Regions from separate parts of the Mus musculus genome. Here region 2 is linked to region 1. The links are chromatin loops, found by intact Hi-C in ENCODE. Cell type or tissue: heart. All regions are shown on one strand.

Region 1 (8,000 bases):
TTTTTCTCTAAAGGAATAGCCATCTGCCCGTGCTTCTGCTGCCTTTCTCTACCGCTCATCTGTTTCACCTCTGGTGCTGACCAAGCTTCCATGGCTTTTTCAAGGCTCTTTCCGCTGTGCCCAACCCCTTTCTCTGAGTTACCAAACTTACACTGTTTTAACTACCATCACTTTGAACTCAGTCTTGCTGTACAGAAGATCAAGACCTCTCTGCTTCCCTTTCACGCGTCTCTTAGCTAACCTACCCCTTCTTTCACAAATATTTTAGGTTAAATTATATCAAGTGTCACACAAACCTGTGTGGATTTTGATTAACTTTATTATCAAGTGAATACATTGCTCATCAGAGAATCAAGATGCCATTAAGTTTAAAAAGACAAAGCCTGGGGTGAAAACTTGTGGTATCTTCAGGTTTAGGGGACACTTGATTTGGGATTTTTCTTTGGCCTTCTGTGCTTACTCAGTAGGTATATAGGAATGCAGACCTGAGGAGAGAGATGTGTATCAAAATCCAGCTTCAGGCATCCCAGATTCACGGGTCTCATTAAGGTCAAAAGGGCTGCACTATCATAGCCTCAGCCTGAATGACAGGTTCATGTGACAACAGTTGTGGATGTCACTATAAGCTCTACTTTAGTGGTCCAGCATCTCTCAGGAATGCAGCAAGCCCATACTTGACCTCCATCATGACACCCTCAACAAAGGCATGGAATCCATCCATCCCCAGTCCTGGCTGAGCTTACACCACCACTTATATTAATGTTTTATTCATCCTCTCCATAACAGGAGATCCTCCGAACACACAACTCTTTAGCCGCATTGGCTGACAGTTTGGTATATTATAGTCATGGCATCTCCCTGTAGATGCTGGATCGACTCACAAGAGCCATCTTGTCTAACGCCAACAGCCTCTACACAGATAGGAATTTGAACTGCTATTTCAATCAGCTTAAGTTTATCATAAAAATTCCATTCCACCCACAGCAACCACATTGGAGAGGCTCAACTGTCCAGTTTCTATGTATGGTTTCCACCTTAGGTGTAGTTCTATGACTCCAGAAGATTCCCATAGACTCCCGGTTGCTGTCACAGAGCCTCGTGGCATTCTCTCACTCCCCCCATAGTCACTACATCTCAGGGGACACCAGAGCTTCCCATGTCACAGCCACTGACCTGTCTCTCCCTTTTAACCATTCTCTGAATTTCCCTCCCACAAGCCCCTCTGATTTCCTGTGATTTGGCTCATGCCCCTCTCCCTTCTCAGGGCTCTCTGTGCCGTAGGGTTTTTCTTCGTCCACAGCTCTACTCAAATATTCTCCCCAGTCACTTTTCAGAGCACCCATAAAGCCACTGCCCGCTTCTTTACTGTACTCTTACTGAGTATTGTGGCTGGGAGGTTCCCCTTGTAAACTAAATCCACGAAGTATAGTGTGGGCTTCAGAAGCAGCTCTTGATCACCAGAGCCCAGCCCAGTGCCTGTATCCAGACATCATCAGTGCATACGAAACAGAGTCTGCTCTAGCACAAACTTTCTCCCCCAGTTAATCTATCCCCTCCCAGCACCACTCTCCCTTATTGCTTAACCTCAGGCTGCCCTCCCACTTGCCACTCACCTCCCCCCACATTTAATTACATCTTCATCAGATGTGCAAAACGGTCTACTTGGCTCCCTGTGTAGTTTAAAGTGTTTGTGTAAACAGCAGAGAGATCCTGTTAATTATAAAGACTTCCTTACATTCACTGCAGCCGGTTCCGGTCTGCTCTGATGGCAAAGGAGATAGGACAAGCCATTCGGAGACAGGAAGGAGTTTATTGAAAAGGATAGTACTAGCCTTAAAAAGAGCAATAGGAGCATGGTTGTACTCAGGCATGCTGAGTGTGTGTGTGTGTGTGTGTGTGTGTGTGTGTGTGTGTGTGTGTGAGTGCGCGTGCTCATTCGTGTGCATGCACCTGCATAACAACTCATATAACTCAGGATTTATTCCCCCTAATCTGAGAAAAGACTCCCAAGGAAAGATGCAGGGAGAGGGGACAGAAAGGAGATCAAAAGGAGACACAGAGCATAGCAAAAAAGCAAACAGGGAGAAAGCTGGGACAGAGCAAAGGCAGAGTAAGAGAAGGAGAAAGTAGATGGATCCAGGATCATTGTCCATGGCAGGGAATTGAGGGTGCAGATGTCCCAGCTGCTTCCCCATCACAGCACACAGCATGCCTGCCCTGCTTGACTACAGGGCACAGCTGGCATCATGAACGGGCAATGCCAGTGTGCAGAATAAACAGCCATCAGTAGAACACTGAAAACCAAGCTCAACCTCAGCCACTGGAGCCTTGAGTGTCGTTCACACTTATCTAATTCTGCTCCACAGAGAAAACAGACAACCAAAAGCCTGGAAAGGCAGAATGCCTGCCCCCCTATGAGCAACAGACACTTTGGAATGTCCAAGCTAGGACTCTTCATTCTCTTAGGTGCAGATGGTGCCAGGTTGAGGCTTCAGGGAAGCAGGTAAATTATGAGTAAACCTGCCAAAGTAGAGCATCTGGAGTTACCAGCTCTGGATGTGCCAGACACACCACTTGAACAGGGGTCATTTTTCAATAACAGCAAGAGGATGCTTTTGAGTTCTGTAGACTCTTGACTGACTCTTGTCTCTTTCCAGACACCTCAGAAATGCTCTCCTGAGTACTATCAGCTTGGACAGCATGCTTTCACATTCACGGATTCCTTCAAATATTTATCAAATGCTTTCAGTTGTTGACCATGGATAGATGCTATAATAACAGAAATGTTCCTCACAGCTAGGGAATTTAGCTCATGGTGAGGGCAATCAAACATTAACTAAATAATTATAGGGGCACTAGAATCCCATATGTGGACAACAATTTATTAATTTTTTATTTTATGCAAATGAATGTTTTGCATATATATGCATATATGTACATATATATGTGTATATATGTGTGTGTATATATATGTGTGTGTATGTATGTGTATAAATATATATTTGTGTAACACATGAGTGCCTGGTGTTTGCAGAGGCCATAAAGGGTGTTGGACCTCTGGATCTGGAATTAAAGATGGTTATGAACTACCATGTGGTTGCTGGGAACTCAGGTCCTCTGGAAGAGCAGCAACTATTCTTAACACTGAGCTGTCTCTCTAGCCCCATATGCAACAAATTAAAAGAACACGGTGGCCTCAAAAGAATTGAAGTAGGGACTCCATCAGATATTACACATAAATATTTATAACAGAATTATTCACAACTTAAAGAACAACAACACACTTAAATACATGGATATTTATCTGGTTAAATGAATTATAGCATACACAAAGTATAGCATGTACAAGTAAGAGAATAGTATTCAGCATGAAAAATAAAAGAATTTAGAATCACTACAAAGATGAATTCCTCCAAACATGCTAAGTGAAAGAAGACACACATAAAATGTGACATATTATGTTATTCTTTTTATATGAAATATGCAGACTAGGTAAATTTATAGAGATCTGCTTGGGGTGACTCTCGGGAGTAAGAAATGGAGAATCCTTACTTAATGGGCACAACATTTCCCTTGGGGTGATGAAATGTTTTAGAAAAAGATGAAGACAGGGCGTCACACAATACCGTAGAGGTGTTCAGTGCCACTTAAAAGAGATAACAGTGTGGGAATTGTTACTCAATTTTTTTTAAGAGTGTGTTTCAAAAAATATGGAACATGACTGGATAACTTACATTATGGTAGGGGCTTGGGAAAGGCAACTAGACAGAAGCATCACATGTGGAAACTGGAAGGGTAAACAGGAGTAGTAGATGGCCGTGGGCTCCAGACAGAGTGACTAAGGGCAAGGCAGCAAGGTGAGAAAGCTTGGCACATTCAGAGTGGGAAGGAAGTCCATGGCTGAAGTTCAGACAGCAAAGGAAGCTGTGGCTTGAGATAAGGCCACACAGGTGGGCGAGAGCAGGCTTTCATAGGCATCCTCTAGTTAGTTATTTATTTTGGCATCAGTGGACATCAGGAAGAGAAGCAGCACTGTGAAGCTTACATTGTAAGAGCAGTCTGGTTGCTTCAAGAGGCTGGATCAGGGGTTAAAAAAAATAATAGTTTATCCAATCCCAACTGATCAGCCCTAAACACATGGAGGTTCAAGCAATACTAAATGAACTCAGTAGTGTGGGGGTGGGGTGGGAGGTTGTGCAACAAAAATAATTAAAGAAGAAAAGATCTTGAATTTGAGAGGGAATAGGGAAGGTGGAGGAGTTAGAAGAGGAGGAGGAGATAGAGGAGGAGGAGTTAGAGGAGGAGGAGGAGGAGTTAGAGGAGGAGGAGGAGGAGAAGGAGGAGGAGGAGGAGGAAAAGGAGGAGGAGGAGAAGGAGGAGGAGTTAGAGGAGGAGGAGGAGGAGGAGGAGGAGGAGGAGGAGGAGGAAGAGGAATGATGTAAAGAAAGTACTCATATAAAATTCTCAAAACCTGAAATTTTTAAATTAAAAACTGGTGGGTTCCTGGATACGAATTTAAGCCCTCTATCTCTCCCCATCCTGCTCTCTTTCAACCCCCTGATCTTCTGTTATTTTATATGGATGGTTATTTTGTATGTTATTTTATATGGATGGTTATTTTATATGTTATTTTATATGGAATCAGTGTTTCCATTGCTGTTGCTACTGGGGCTGTTTAGAGTTTCCTATGTGAGTATTGTATTTATCCCATTTACACTCCATTCCCTCCCCTCCCAACCCATGCTTCTCCCCCACTTCCTCCCAAACACACACAGATAGAAATACAGCCTTCTGAGTCCATTTATTGTCGCTTATGTGTTTGTGTTTAGAGCTGACCACTTGGGATTAGCATACCTAGCAAGAAAAAACAAAGAGTCAAGAAAACAAAGAACCCAATTAAAGCAATGGGCTACAGCTCTGAGCAGAGTATTGCCCAAATTAAAAACAAAAAAAAATGGCTATGAAATATCTCCAAACATGTTCAACATTCTTAGCAATTAAGGAAATGCAAATTAAAACCACCCCAATCATAATCGTTAAGATCTAAGACCAAGAAAACAGTCCCTCCTCCTCCCCCTCCTCTCTCTCTCTCTCTCTCTCTCTCTCTCTCTCTCTCTCTCTCTCTCTCTCCTTACCACTCTTTCTCCTTCTGCAATACACTTAGGAGGAAAATGAGGTATTATTCAGACCTTGAAGAAAAGACATTATCAGAAACCACAGTGTAATTCTAGAAATCACCCCTATTCTTCAAAATTTGACTGGGAGCCATGATTAATGTAACATGGCACAAAAACAGCAAAAGAGGTATGAAACTGGAGAGCAAAAGACAAATTTATCATTATTTGTGGACAACATAGTAGTACACATAAAAATTTTCATGAAAATCTGTAGGCCAAATACTAATGGAATTACAAGATTCATCAAATATTTGAAGACCACCACCAACAAATAATACAAATGTATACCAGAAAAGTTATCTGTCAGAAACAGTAATTAAATTATAAAGTACAGCATTCATGATTATAACCAACAATCAAATATCCAGCCTGAACATGACACAGATATGGAAAAGTTTTATGAATGAAATTATTTTTGCTGTAAAACATAAAATAATAACCAAACAAGTAAGACAAATTTCCTGAGAAGATTTGATGTCACAAACAAATCTCTAATTTGATTTTATTGTGAAATGCAATCTCAACCTACAAGTCAATTTTCAATTGAAACTTCATTGGTCAACTCTTTTTTTTTTTTTTTTTTTTTTTATTTTATTTTTTTATTTTTTATTTTTTTTTCATTTTTTTTTATTAGGTATTTAGCTCATTTACATTTCCAATGCTATACCAAAAGTCCCCCTTACCCACCCACCCCCACTCCCCTACCCACCCACTCCCCCTCTTTGGCCCTGGCGTTCCCCTGTACCGGGGCACACAAAGTCTGCGTGTCCAATGGGCCTCTCTTTCCAGTGATGGCCGACTAGGCCATCTTTTGATACATATGCAGCTAGAGTCAAGAGCTCAGAGGTACTGGTTAGTTCATAATGTTGTTCCACCTATAGGGTTGAAGATCCCTTTAGCTCCTTGGGTACTTTCTCTAGCTCCTCCATTGGGAGCCCTGTGATCCATCCATTAGCTGACTGTGAGCATCCACTTCTGTGTTTGCTAGGCCCCGGCATAGTCTCACAAGAGACAGCTACATCTGGGTCCTTTCAGTAAAATCTTGCTAGTGTATGCAATGGTGTCAGCATTTGGAAGCTGATTATGGGGTGGATCCCTGGATATGGCAGTCTCTACATGGTCCATCCTTTCATCTCAGCTCCATACTTTGTTTCTGTAACTCCTTCCATGGGTGTTTTGTTCCCACTTCTAAGGAGGGGCATAGTGTCCACACTTCAGTCTTCATTTTTCTTGAGTTTCATGTGTTTAGGAAATTGTATCTTATATCGTGGGTATCCTAGGTTTTGGGCTAGTATCCACTTATCAGTGAGTACATATTGTGTGAGTTCCTTTGTGATTGTGTTACCTCACTCAGGATGATGCTCTCCAGGTCCATCCATTTGGCTAGGAATTTCATAAATTCATTCTTTTTAATAGCTGAGTAGTACTCCATTGTGTAGATGTACCACATTTTCTGTATCCATTCCTCTGTTGAGGGGCAATTGGGTTCTTTCCAGTTTCTGGCTATTATAAATAAGGCTGCTATGAACATAGTGGAGCATGTGTCCTTCTTACCAGTTGGGGCTTCTTCTGGATATATGCCCAGGAGAGGTATTGCTGGATCCTCCGGTAGTACTATGTCCAATTTTCTGAGGAACCGCCAGACTGATTTCCAGAGTGGTTGTACAAGCCTGCAATCCCACCAACAATGGAGGAGTGTTCCTCTTTCTCCACATCCTCGCCAGCATCTGCTGTCACCTGAATTTTTGATCTTAGCCATTCTCACTGGTGTGAGGTGGAATCTCAGGGTTGTTTTGATTTGCATTTCCCTGATGATTAAGGATGTTGAACATTTTTTCAGGTGCTTCTCTGCCATTCGGTATTCCTCAGGTGAGAATTCTTTGTTCAGTTCTGAGCCCCATTTTTTAAGGGGGTTATTTGATTTTCTGAGGTCCACCTTCTTGAGTTCTTTATATATGTTGGATATTAGTCCCCTATCTGATTTAGGATAGGTAAAGATCCTTTCCCAGTCTGTTGGTGGTCTTTTTGTCTTATAGACAGTGTCTTTTGTCTTGCAGAAACTTTGGAGTTTCATTAGGTCCCATTTGTCAATTCTCGATCTTACAGCACAAGCCATTGCTGTTCTGTTCAGGAATTTTTCCCCTGTGCCCATATCTTCAAGGCTTTTCCCCACTTTCTCCTCTATAAGTTTCAGTGTCTCTGGTTTTATGTGAAGTTCCTTGATCCACTTAGATTTGACCTTAGTACAAGGAGATAAGTATGGATCGATTCGCATTCTTCTACATGATAACAACCAGTTGTGCCAGCACCAATTGTTGAAAATGCTGTCTTTCTTCCACTGGATGGTTTTGGCTCCCTTGTCGAAGATCAAGTGACCATAGGTGTGTGGGTTCATTTCTGGGTCTTCAATTCTATTCCATTGGTCCACTTGTCTGTCTCTATACCAGTACCATGCAGTTTTTATCACAATTGCTCTGTAGTAAAGCTTTAGGTCAGGCATGGTGATTCCACCAGAGGTTCTTTTATCCTTGAGAAGAGTTTTTGCTATCCTCGGTTTTTTGTTATTCCAGATGAATTTGCAAATTGCTCCTTCCAATTCGTTGAAGAATTGAGTTGGAATTTTAATGGGGATTGCATTGAATCTGTAGATTGCTTTTGGCAAGATAGCCACTTTTACAATGTTGGTCCTGCCAATCCATGAGCATGGGAGATCTTTCCATCTTCTGAGATCTTCTTTAATTTCTTTCTTCAGGGACTTGAAGTTTTTATCATACAGATCTTTCACTTCCTTCGTTAGAGTCACGCCGAGATATTTTATATTAT
Region 2 (8,000 bases), 140 kb before region 1:
TTTAAACTCACCTGGGCCTTCTTTAGATTTTTCACTTAAAATAAAACTTTTAGGGGAAAAAACAGACAAAGAAATAAACTAAAAATCATAATTATCTAATGTTTTGTTTTCAAAATGATAATTTTCCTTAGGCAGTGGGGTGGAGAGAAAGCAGGTTAATCAGACACCTAGAGCTTGTCTCTGGGTTTAGGGAAGCATGGAAGTGGAATACAGAGTTGGGATGCTTCCAGTAACAACAACAGAAGCAAAGAATTCATATAACATTGAAGATTTCTTCGCCGCTCAGGTAAAATGTACACAGGTAAGTAGCCCAGAGCTAGTACAGCATCTCCACAAATGCATCTGGGCCCTATCTTTAGATCCTACTATATTTCAGCATGTAACTACTCATTTCAAAAATAGCTGCTGGGATTCCAGCTACTGTCATGCTAATTCCAGAGAAGAAGGAACAAAGCACCTAGAAGATCCTTCTCAGTTCTAATAGCTTCCCTCCATGCATGTACGTACACATACTATGTTTGTATACTTGTGTGTTCATCCATGTATAATATATAGGCCAGAGGTCAAAACTGGTAGTCTCCTGTGCTTGTTTTCTATTTGCTTTATTGAGACAGAATCTTTTACTTAATACTTTTTCTTCACAAACTTGGCTAGACTAGCTGACCACCGAATCCAGAAGATCAATATGTCTTTGCCCCCATTGCTAGTGGTGTGGATGCACATACCTGACTTACATGATGGTGCTAGGGATCTAAACTCCAATCCTCAGGCTTGCACGCCATGCATCTTGTCTACTGAGGCACCAGCCCTATTTGATGATTGCCCTTTTTTTTCCTTTAAAGATTTATCTATTCTCACTTAACGTGTATGAGGCTTTTACCTGTGTGTATGTAACAGTGCTTTGTGTATGCCTGGAGCCCAGGAAGCCAGAGGACAGTATTGGATACTTTGGAACTAGAGTTAAAAGTGATTGTAAACAGCTATGTGGGTTCAGAGGAGCAAACTTGGATCTGGAAGAGGAGCAAATGCCCTTAGCATATGAGCCATCTTTGATAACTCTCATTACACAGCCTCTATACAACCTTTTAGATTAGCAATAACTAGAGAGTAGTCACATGGCCATTCCAGGATGCAAAGGAATTTGAAAATGTCAGTGTCTTGTTGGGAAATAACATTCTAAACAAAATCGCCTCTACTCTCCTACTCACCACAACACCCCAAAAAGGACAGACTAATTTTGAGTAACGCATAGAAACCTCAGTCAAAGAGAAAGATTTGGGGCACCAGAGTTGGACTGTTTTAGTGCTAAGCATGTGATGGCCATGTTGCTAGGCCTCTCTGGCATGTTTCCTAGGTACAGTCTGGAATGGCTAAATAATCTCAGGGCAGTGATCCCTGAGTCTCTGGTACCCTGTCTTATCTAGACATCTTCCAGCACTGTAAACATCGGTGTGCAGTCACTTTCTCCTGACTTATAATCCACAGAGGTCATTGGCTCATTCAGCCCACGTGTTCCTTTATGTGGGACAAACAGGAGAACATGACTTTGGTTGGTGACCAGCAACCGGAAAAAGAAGGCGAGGGGGGGAAACCCAGCAGGAAATGTATCTCTCAGCCAAGGTCATGCCTTCAACCCTCAGTGATGGCATAGGGAGGAGACGCTTTCCCTGTCTACTCTCCTCTCATCCATTAGTTCTACCATTATTTAGGCTGCACTTTTTACTTTGATAAAATAATTCCTCCAGAAATGCAGGTATGACGACTTGGGAACTGCTGAATGGCTTGGGAACTTTGCCAAGCTTTGTACACCCAATTTGCTGTCAGAGTCTCAAAACCACCTCATGTAGTGAATGGTCTCTACCTTTCACAGTTCACTCTTAAGAGACATTATCTCATCCAGCCCTAAAAGGTAGAACATTTTAGTGTTGCTACACTTAGGAGGGAAGAAAGAGAAGACAGAATGGCCCACAGCTGTCTAATGCCATTATGGAAGATTACAAGGTGAGAGTGTTTATGTAGCTTTTTATAACGCAAACCCCACTCATATCACTATCTGAAGATTGCAAAAGGAAAACATTAATGGCAGGAACTGTTAGGGCAAAAATATCCTCTATGCTTTGGACCACATTATGGAAAGATATGTTTTATCAGGACAATATTACATTGGGTGTTTGCTGTTGTCTGCAAAGGAGTTTCTTTGGAAGTTAACCATTCTCTTGCCCGTGGAAGGAAGAAAGCAGGAATTGAAAAAGGAAATAACCAAAGGCACTTGAGGTCAGAAAAGCAGAGGTGCAGACCTGCTAGGCCTTTGTTCCCACAAAGACTCGACCCTTGTGATGAAGATCCCATTACTCTGAATCAGAAGCCCTTGAAAGATGTCCAAAGTGAAGAGTCCTTGTGTACAGTAGAGTCAGGGATGCTGACTGTGAGAAGGGAAACTTAAAGTGACAGAACAGAATTTGACTTACTGAACTGAAGGGCCGTACGAAAATGATATGGGAAGGCCTACAGAAGACAGATTCCACCCTGTTAGAAGGAATAACTGGAGGGAAGATAATCCTTAGAGATGTCCAGATAGTCTCAGCAGGGAGACAGTTCCCTGCCACTAGAGGAAACAGATGTCTATTTTGGAAAAAAAATTATCTAATATAAGGCATTGGCAAAACTCAATAATTTTTAAGACAGTTTTCATTAGTGCGTGTTAATTGTAAAAACTAATGAAAGCTTGCTAGATTGGGCCCAAGTCTTCATTATTTCATGCCAGACAATGGAATAGCTTCCAGCTTTGATCCTTGCCTTTCTACAGGAGCATGGACATTCTGTCTGAAAGTGAATCAAATCACATTATGCTGCCCAAGCCTTTCCATGAAATCTCATCTCACCCTATGTGAGAAGACAGTGTACTAAAGCTATGCAGACTACTCCCCTGCTGTGTCTTCGAATATACCCTTGCAGTCATTTTCCTGTCTCCTTCCAGTCAACCCATACTGGGTATTAGATTTTGTTTAAATAGATCAGAATCTCTCCCACCTTAGGGCCTCTGCACATTTTCTTTCCTTCATCTGGACTGCCCACCTCAGCTGACTCTATCAACCAATTACTAATCTCCAACTATTGCCTCAGGGAACATTCCCCCTATTCGTGTATTTCTTTCCTTGAATCCATGATGTATTTTTAAAATGATCACAGCCATCTTACATATTACATTTTTATTTACTAATTAATACATTCATCTGCCAACAGAATGCGGTTCTCAGTTTTGTTTACAAGGTATGGTCACAATGCTGTCAGAATGCTGGCAGAACCTGGTATGGGATAAATACTCAGAAGTAAACATCCAATGAGCAAGCGATGCTTCTCAGAGATAAGGCTACAAACACTGTGCACAGTGAGAACAGAACTTGAGATGGAGCCCTGATACCATCACACTCAATTCTACAATGTCTTTGCTGGTTCCATAAAGACCAGCATCCAAAGTCATGCTAATAAAGAGCAACCCAGAGAAGACTATACTATGGCAATCCAAGCAAAAGAAGAAGGCAATAGAGCTATAGAGCAAAGAGATGTTCCAGGATGTATAACTGGCCAGAGAAATGTCACTGAGGTTCTGAGTGTGACTTGCACAAAGCCACTTGGTTGCCTGAGAGTCACAGGCTTCGGCACAGCATGGCCACCTGGTCAGTGTTCTTTCCAGCATGGAGAAAGGAGGTGTAGGAATGTTTTCCTTGGCTGCCAGACTCCCAAATCAGGATCAATAGGATCAGATCCAGCCAGAGGTCTACTCCAGAAAGGACTGGACATTTGGTGTGTGCAGACAGCCCCAGGTACCAAGCTCTAGTTTCCATTACAAAAATAATAATAAAAGTCCGAGGGAAGTGAGATTGGAAAACCAAAGTAGGTAGAAGACTCAAGACATCCTCCTATTTGTTTTTCTTTTGTTTCTAGGCCCAGAGCCAGGAGGGCCCTCTTCCCAATGGTTGCCTGGTTACAGCCTGAGAGGTTCGCCAGGGTAACATCTGGAATAAAGGTGGGTGGGCAAGGAGCCAGGGCCTGCTCAACTTGAGTGGGATTGGCGAAGGAAAGGAAAATAGAATTTTTTTTTCCAATTACTGCCCAACCTTGAGGACAAAGGAAGGAAATATTTGAGATAAACAGAAAATATGTTAAAAGGTTTTCTTTAAAAGGTTATTACATCTCATTAACATAGCAGAAGAATAGAAGACGCAGGAGAACTCTGAAGTTAGGGCCATTTTCATAAACTGCTTTTTTGGCCTGGGCAATGTTACCCATGATTTTGAGAAACCATGAATTATTTTTTGTTCCTATTATTATTCTTGCATGCGGCCAGGTTCACAGTAAAAGGAACTACATTCAAATAGCTGGTACTGATGATGATGCAGAGGATGCTGTTGATGATATCATTGAAGTGCTTATCATCTTAAAGTATCTCCTTTAAACCTTCCAAATTTCTGGGATAAAATGTAGACTTGCAGATGATAGAGAATTCCGTACCCATTACCACACGCCCACCAAACAGGCTGATTCTGGTGCCTGCCCTTTCTTTGGCTGAGTACTCTTCTTCCTCCTACAAGTTAGCCCATCGTTAGTGACCATGCCCATTATATGCTACATGCTTTTCTTGGATTAGGAAATAGGTGAGTGTCAAGGTCACATACACAGGTGTATACTATCCAAGGCCAAATCACAGCTTGGTGTGATGGTGTGATCTCTCTCTCTCTCTCTCTCTCTCTCTCTCTCTATATATATATATATATATATATATATATATATTATATATAATATATAAATATATAAATAAATATTAAATATATATATATTTAAAGCTTTTGTGCTTACTGCCTTTTCTTCCATTAATTTATTTATTCATTCACTTTGCATCACAAATGGCCCATCTCCTTCCAGTCTCCCTCACACAGGCCTTTACCACTCCCCCTTCAGTTCTGAGTAGAGGGAGGTTTCCCCCACTGGGGAAATCCACCCTGGTACCTCAAGTCACTGCAGGATTAGGCACATCCTCTCCCATTGATGTCAGACTAGGCAGACCAGTTAGGGGAACAGGATCCACAGACAGGCAACAGAGTCAGGATAAGCCCCACTCCAGCTGTTGGGGACCCACATGAAGACCAAGCTACACATCTGCTACATTTGTGTGGGGGTGTGCCTACATCCAGTCCTTGTATGTTCTTTGGTTGGTGGTTCAATCTCTGGGAGCCCCCAAGGGTCCAGGTTAATTGACTCTGTTGGTCTTCTTGTAGAGTCTCTATCCCCTTTGGGATTTTGTCTTTCTTACTGCAAGCAAATAACACACACTCTCTTCACATTCCTTTTAAAGGGAGGAGGTGTATAGCTGTGTTTATCTCATGAAGATCTTGAAAACCTGTAATGAGAAAACATGCAAAGCACTTAGCACATTGAGACTATAAATATTCAATAAACATTTAGCTGTTGATATAATTATTGTATAAATTATATTCCAATTCTCCAGTTGAAGATACAATCAATGAGCACTAAGTTCCCCAAGAATCAGGAGTTGAGCAAACAACAACTGTCTTGAGGTAGACTCACACTCCACTTTATTCTGTTGCTTGCCCCAGTACTTCAACTCCACATTTCTAAAGAGAAAAGAAATGGACTTGTCTCCTGAGTCACCTATTGGCTCTTTCTCAATGTGCTTTAGGAATTACTGAATTAACTCATTCTCATGAGCATTTGCCAAAGATCTTTGGGTGCTGTGCAAGAACTCTGCAGATACTGAAGCATGGCTTGTCTCCTCTGGAGCCTCCCTGGGAAAAGCTGAAATTGTGACTAAATCTGCACATGCTTTTTGTGTGTGTTTTAATTGAGACACCATTCTGAACACCAGCTATGGTTCATGTAGTGTTTATTCTAAATCTTTTGTATTTCTAGCTTCTCAGATAGACAAAGACTAAGGATGCTGGCCTTGTAATTACATTGGCTTTAGTTTTAAATCAGTGACTCTGCTTCTTTTTCTTTTTCTTTTCCTTTTTCTTTTTCTTGTTGTTGCTGTTCTTCTTCTTCTCCTCCTCCTCCTCCTCTTCCTCCTCCTCTTCTCCTTTTTTTTCCTCTTATTCCTCCTCCTCCTCTTGCCCCTCCTCCTTCCCTTCTCCTCTCCTCTTCCTCCTCCTTTTCTTTTTCTTCAAATTTCTCATCTATAACATATTGATCACAGTAATGACAATTGTATCTGTTTCATATGCTGGCCAAGATGAAGACAGACATGTAGATCAGTTTCTGACTCATTAAAAAAATGCATGTATCCTAAGCAAACTGTCAATGTAACCCTGGAGCAAGACTTGGCAATCGTCATCTTTATGATATTATATGTTAGGGTCACTTTGATTTTAATTGCTATAACTCAAAGTAGGTTTCCCTTTCCTTACCTATATACAAAAATAACAAAATAAAAATACAGGCTATCTTTGGGCAGAAACAGTCACATGATTAAAAGAAATCCACAGCTAGAATATGTGTTCAGCCAGGTAGTGCCCATGACTAATGTGTTTGTCGCTGTCCCTATAACATATATCACAGGTGCTGGCACCATATGCAAGTTTAATAATTACTAAGTAAGTGTGATGAAGAAGTGTGCTGGTTTCTGATGATGAATAATTAGCAACTGAATCTAGGATGAACCTGATCATCAGGGTGAAGTTCAAAGGAAAACTTTTTATGAACTACCCCATTCAATGTTTGAGTCAGATGTGTGGCACTTTTCCAAATGAAGTCCCCATCAATGTGCGGCTCAAGAGATTGACATTTGTAGTCAAAGAGATACAACAGGTAGTTATAGAGGCCAATGTGGACATTCAAAAGATTCAACGCATACATTTATTTGACACTTATAAAGTACCCATCCTTGCTGTGTTTATCACTTCAGATTCAACAATGGACAAACCACAATCTATTACTCAGGGAAATGCAAAGAGCTGAAGAAGTAGGAACAGAAGTAAAATAAATAAATAAATAAATAAATAAATAAATAAAAGAAACCCAGTGGATTAATGCCTATACCAAGTCATTATATGCAAATGGATGAATGGAATAACTTGGGTAGTCAGCAAGGTAGGAATGAGAAGATTTCATCCACTGCAATCTTGAGTAGTGATTTTTATGCATCCAATTAGGGAAAGCACATCCCAAGTAGAGGGACCAACTTTCTCCAAGGCAGAAGGATACCAGGATAACCTCTTGTGCACTGTGTGAAGATGAAGGTCCTTCCTCATCTGCCTCAGACACTTTCTGGTTGATTTAATAAGGAGCTGAATGGCCTATTGAAAAGCAGGAAAGGATAGGTGGGGCTTCTGAGCAAAGATAGTTAACTCTGGAAAAGAATCCTAGGCTGGAGATTCACCATGAAGTCAGAGGTGATAGATTCTCCAGCCAGATGTGGACGAAGAAGCTAGTGCCAGTACTAAAGAAGAGGTATCTTACAGGCTAACACGGCAGAACTTAAATTAGAATAAATAGGTTAATTAGATTGTAAGAGCTAGTTTGGAACAAGCCCAAGCTGAGGCCAAGTTTTCACAATTAATAAAGGTCTTCATGTCATTACTTGGGGAGCTGGTGAGCCAGAGACAGCTCAGTTATAGAAGAGTGTGATTGGGCACACAATGTAAGTGGAGAAGTAGTTGCCATGGAGCCTGGGGATACAGATGGGAACACTTATTGAACTGTTCCTACACTGTGCATCCTGAGATTGTTCTGAGTAACAGAACAAGATTCTGAGTTACAGAAAGGAGCAAGGGACAGATTTCCAAATCAGAGATGACATTATCAGGGTCAATGACAAATTGTTTGCACATGGAAAGAATGGTGTAAGAGACATTTTATCCACACACAAAATGGGAGCAGAAATATGTGAAAGAAGATAATCGACTCAGTTTTGTCTTTGCTTATTTTCACACAACTATACAATAACCAAACAAGAAGTAGAGACCCTGGACACAGTGAGACTGCAG

What was found. Hi-C counts contacts between places; a loop is a spot of excess contacts. Peaks named below come from ENCODE experiments on the same cell type or tissue, not always from the same donor. Only the 100,000 strongest peaks of a DNase experiment are listed, where the experiment ranks them.
Region 2: a loop joins it to region 1, with 3 times the contacts of the local background. A loop is called at or near these places in 4 of 42 quality-filtered maps.

Annotation. Positions count from the first base shown.
Region 1 is chr2:159,350,374-159,358,373 of GRCm38, reverse strand. No RefSeq gene overlaps it. Among named protein-coding and RNA genes, the nearest start is that of Gm25090, 220 kb to the right of the region's middle. In heart, no CTCF peak of the experiment used is centred here; DNase peaks (open chromatin) are centred at 1,593 and 3,933.
Region 2 is chr2:159,487,276-159,495,275 of GRCm38, reverse strand. No RefSeq gene overlaps it. Among named protein-coding and RNA genes, the nearest start is that of Gm25090, 350 kb to the right of the region's middle. In heart, no CTCF peak of the experiment used is centred here; a DNase peak (open chromatin) is centred at 4,005.